2 separate regions of the Homo sapiens genome follow, and region 2 is linked to region 1. Evidence: read pairs that join two places in POLR2A ChIA-PET (ENCODE). Cell type or tissue: PC-9. All regions are shown on one strand. Region 1 overlaps NCOR1 (nuclear receptor corepressor 1). Region 2 overlaps NCOR1 (nuclear receptor corepressor 1).

Evidence for each region. Peaks named below come from ENCODE experiments on the same cell type or tissue, not always from the same donor. Only the 100,000 strongest peaks of a DNase experiment are listed, where the experiment ranks them.
Region 2: POLR2A ChIA-PET joins it to region 1 with 6 read pairs; 2 of 35 experiments call an interaction of 5 or more read pairs at or near these places.

Annotation. Positions count from the first base shown.
Region 1 is chr17:16,170,433-16,172,932 of GRCh38, reverse strand. NCOR1 (nuclear receptor corepressor 1) reads left to right here. Exons shown (of 46, transcript NM_006311.4): 4 at 938-1,130. Among named protein-coding and RNA genes, the nearest start is that of SNORD163, 18 kb to the right of the region's middle. In PC-9, no CTCF peak of the experiment used is centred here; a DNase peak (open chromatin) is centred at 1,122; H3K27ac peaks cover 1,069 bases.
Region 2 is chr17:16,079,579-16,082,078 of GRCh38, reverse strand. It overlaps NCOR1 (nuclear receptor corepressor 1), which reads left to right. Exons shown (of 46, transcript NM_006311.4): 24 at 1,352-1,472; 25 at 1,570-1,671; 26 at 2,015-2,115. Among named protein-coding and RNA genes, the nearest start is that of SNORD163, 72 kb to the left of the region's middle. In PC-9, no CTCF peak of the experiment used is centred here; no DNase peak of the experiment used is centred here.

The DNA.
Region 1 (2,500 bases):
TTTCATTGTCTGTCCTCAATATGAAACCCAGCAATTCTGTTTTCAATGAAATATTGCTTTGCAAAGCATTAGTTTACAGGTTGGCCATGAGATACAATATCACCTCTGTAAACACCTGGTAGAAAATGAAAAGTCAACTTAATGAGCACTCACGAGCAGGACTCAACAATACATCCTGTAAAGAAATGAAAGATTCTGATCTTCAAGTCATGTATTTAGGGAAGCTAGACAGAATACATGTTTTTGGGGCCAGGATGATGTTTTAGAAGCAATGTTGGATTTCTCCTCAAGAGACTTGTCTTTAAGACTGAATGGTACCTCATAAGTGAAGTCATTTCTCTTTCTTTGTAGCAATAGCTGGGAGATTTTTATTTCTTGCTTGTTTTTATTATTGGTTGAAAAATGGTGGCTCTTCTGGTTTATATTATCCCAAATTTAATTATTATGGCATTTTAACATTTAAAAATATTAGTTTATAGATATTCTTCAGCAACTAAACTTTCTGCAAATGTTCTGTTTTGTCTTTCACTTCTAGATTAGTTTTTAATCCTCCCCCCAAACCTTTTTTTTTTGTTTTAAGACGGAGTCTCACATTGTTGCCCAGGCTGGAGTGCAGTGGCATGATCTCAGCTCACTGCAACCTCCACCTCCCAGGTTCAAGCAATTCTCCTGCCTCAGCCTCCCGAGTAGCTGGGATTACAGGCGCCCACTGCCACGCCCAGCTAATTCAAACCTTTTTTAAAAATTAGACTAGAAGTTTAATGGTACTATAGTGAGGTATATATTCTTTGGGGGTGGGAACAGAAGGGGTACGGATTCACTTTGAATGTAAGCATGACTTTTTCATTTGTTATTTCAAAGTCTAACCAGGGATGTTACCAGGGAGTTGTACATCACTTACAAATTTTCAAGTGTTTATTTTCTTTGTATGTATTAGGCCTCAAGAAAGGAGAACTAGTTATGAACCGTTTCATCCAGGCCCATCCCCAGTGGATCATGATTCACTGGAATCGAAGCGACCACGTCTGGAACAGGTTTCTGATTCTCATTTTCAGCGTGTCAGTGCTGCGGTTTTGCCTTTAGTGCACCCGCTGCCAGAAGGGCTGAGGGCTTCTGCAGATGCTAAGAAGGTAAATATTTGTTCTCTTACCCTGTAGAGTTGTAGGTTTGTAATGTTTATTTAGTTATACTCATGCATAGCACCTCAAAGAAAGTCCAGTTACACCAGTCTCTAAAGGTTAGTGGTATGGGAAAGTAAAAATTTTGTTAAACAAAACTAGAAACCACAGATGAGTGCTCCAGACTGCTAAAGTGAGCACTTTTGCCTTTTCGGTAAGTGAAAACAGTCCAAGAAGACTGCTCCCATAAAGAAGAATTTCTATTAAATAATGCTCAAGCATTTTTTTACTGGCTTGCTGGCTATAAAATGTGGTCAGAGGTACTCAAGACTACTAGTTTTGTTAAATCTTAATTAAATTTTAAACAAGTCCCTTAAATTTAGTAGCAGTTTATTAACTGCTATATGGGAGAAAACACATCCAGGTAAGGTTGAATTGTGCATATAAGTTCTATACAAAAGAAAATTGTTCCTAATTTATGTAAGTAATACATACTTATAGAAAACTGGGAAAATAAAGAGGAAAAAAGTTACCTGTAATCCTGTAACTTGGAGATAACGACCCTCCCCCAGTTTTATTGTGGAATAAAAATTGTGTATATTTATGGTGATATTTATATTTATGATGATATTTATACAGTGTGATATTTTGATGTATGTATACATTGGGAAACACATCAAGCTAATTAACATATTCATCACCTCACATAGTTTTTTTTTGGTGGTAAGAACATTTAAAATCCACTCGTAGCAATTTTTAAATATATAATACATATTATTAGCTATAGTTGCCATGCTGTACAAAGATAAGTTTTAATATTTAGCTATATTTTGTGACATTTCAAACAATGCGAGTTCTATTAAGAACTTTCCCCATGCACTTATTTTTATTTACCCATCTTTTGTGAAATGTTTGCTCATGTAGTATGTCCTTGTTTTATTGCTATGTTTACCTTTTTCTTTTTTTTTTTTTTTGAGATGGAGTCTCGCTCTGTACCCCAGGCTGGAGTGCAGTGGCGCGATCTTGGCTCACTGCAATCTCCGCCTCCCGGGTCCTGGTTCAAGCAATTTTCCTGCTTCAGCCTCCCGAGTAGCTGGGATTACAGGGACGCACCACCATGCCCAGCTAATTTTTGTATTTTTAGTAGAGACAGGGTTTCACCGTGTTGGCCAGGCTGGTCTCTTGAACTCCTGACCTCGTGATCTGCCCACCTCGGCCTCCCAAAGTGCTGGGATTACAGGCATGAGCCACTGTGCCGGGCCTATGTTTACCTTTTTCAACTCTGCTTTGCTTATTATTAATTCTGCAGATTAGGAAGTGCCTGACACTTAGTAGATACAGAATAAATATTTGTCATAGAAAGAATAAATTAATTTTAAAAA
Region 2 (2,500 bases), 91 kb after region 1:
ATCAGCTAATGATTAGACAGACATTTCCTTAAATGTCTAAAATCAGTAAAATCAGCCTTTGCTGAGGGGTGCTCTTTATGTGTTGGGCACTTAACAGCTTTGCCTTAGTCTTTACTTCCTGGCGTGCAGAGCCTTAAGGGCAGCCTAAGTTGAGAGCAGTGGGGCCTTCCCATGTCTTTCCTAGGCATATTCATAGCCTTGCACATGCATGTAGCATTCTAGGTTCTAGGGAATATGTTGGAGTTTTTCAGACCCCATGAACATCTCATTCCCTGGCTTTTCCTTTTAAGTGTTTTGGTTAGCCTGTTGTTTACCCTGGCTGTTATCTACTGTCTCAGGCAGTGGAGAAGTTAATCAGTTGCCTCTGATTGTTTTTGACAAGTCTGCACCTCCTCTCCCACTCCAGTCAGGTCAAATAAAGACAGCTTTGTGAATGGAGTCTCCCAGAGAACCAACAGAGAAGTCAAACAATGACAGTTATCTGGGAATGAGGCTTTTAAGGAGCTCCATCCTTGCTCTTTCCCTTCTAGTGGCTGCCAGGCAGCCACCATAGGTTTGCACTATGATTGAGTGCTTTTGGTTTTCAACACTTCCATAGAGTTTGATCAGGAGAATGAGAATGGAACAAGTTAAAATGCCACAAAGCCCATTGTTTTTACCTGTTTTTACCTAGATTCAGCTTTTTTTTTTTTTTTTAAATAAATATTTCCAGATTTCTACAAGCCTTTGGTTAATTTCCAGGGTTCTTTAAAAGTCGATTCTTACATTGCTTGAGACTGGGAGGCGGAGGTTGCAGTGAGCCGAGATTGCTCCACTGCACTCCAGCCTGGGTGATAGAGCAAATCTCTGTCTCAAAAAAAAAAACAAAAAGAAAACAAAAAAAACAAAAGAAAAGAAAAGAAAAAAAAAGGTTGATTCTTAAAATTTTTCCAGGTTTTCTTGTTGCTTTTATGGAAGAGAGTTTTTGGAAGTCCTTATTACTTTGCTGTATTTGCTGATACCACTCTCCATAGCATTTTTAGTCGGAATGAATATTAATAATAGTAGCTTACATTTTGATTGCAACATATAAGTGCTTTATTTATGTAATTTATTAATAGTAAATACTATTTACATGTAATGTATGGTAATTTTAGAAGACATATCCTACTCCCTTTAAAATTTTTTTTATATTTAAGCAATCTACGATGAAGATTTTCTTGCTTTACAAAAACTATTCTTGGTTTTGGGTAGAAGGGGTATAATTTTTTTTTTTTTTAAACAGAAATGGGAATGCTGACTTTGTGAAATTGACCTTGTGAAAAAAACAATGTTTGCTTAATCTTTAAATTTTTTTTTGTTTTTTTCTTAGGGAACACCAGGCACTTATTTGACTTCTCATAATCAGGCTTCCTACACTCAAGAAACACCCAAGCCGTCAGTGGGATCTATCTCTCTTGGACTGCCACGGCAACAGGAATCTGCCAAATCAGGTCAGTGAGTTAATACAGTCATAATGCATCTACGTTTGTAGCATCACAGCCAGTAATTTAGTACTGGATTGTTTCATGTTTCTCTGCCTTTCCACAGCTACTTTGCCCTACATCAAGCAGGAAGAATTTTCTCCCCGAAGCCAAAACTCACAACCTGAGGGTCTGTTGGTCAGGGCCCAACATGAAGGTGTAGTCAGAGGTAAAATATGCTGGTTGGCAGAAATGTTAAACTTTTGTCCCCAATAAATTTATTAAAGTAAGTTATTAATATATTTTAATGATGGGCTTTTTTAACTATAGTCTTTAAATTCTAAATTTGTTTTCTTTCCATGTAAAAGTCATTTTAAAACCTTGAAGTTCCATGTTTCAGCAGTTCTTTAGTATTATTTTGGAAGTACATTTTAATAAAACAAACATGATGGGTTTTGTGCTGCTTTTTTCTTTTCTTCTTAGTTGAGTACTCTCCCAAGTAGGGGCTGTTTTTTTATGTTTTGGGGCAGGGGCTGGGGGTGTAATTTGCTAATAGCTTTGTTTGTATTCAGGTACCGCAGGAGCCATACAAGAAGGAAGTATAACTCGGGGAACTCCAACCAGCAAAATTTCAGTGGAGAGCATTCCATCCCTACGGGGCTCTATCACTCAGGTTAGTCACGATCATCTCTGATATACTCAACAGAAGCTCAGGAAAAAATGATAAATAATTCTTAGCACTTTGGCTATTTTGTGGCTTAAGTTCATTTTTCTGCATTATGGGACTGGGTCTCATAACCTAGATCTGCAAACTGTCTCCACAGAGACGTTAATGTGATCATTTTGACTACAAGCTATATTATGAATACTTTGGTTCATTTGAAAAGGTCACTTATTTGCAAACTGGAAAAAGAAATATGTTCTAATTGATGCAGCTCTTATTGTCTTCCTGGAAAAGCTTTTACCATGTGTTTAGCCTAAATAGAAATTGAGAAGAAAATCATTACGAATTATTTGCTTACTTTTGCCCTGGTGGAGATGTAGTTGTAGAATCTCAG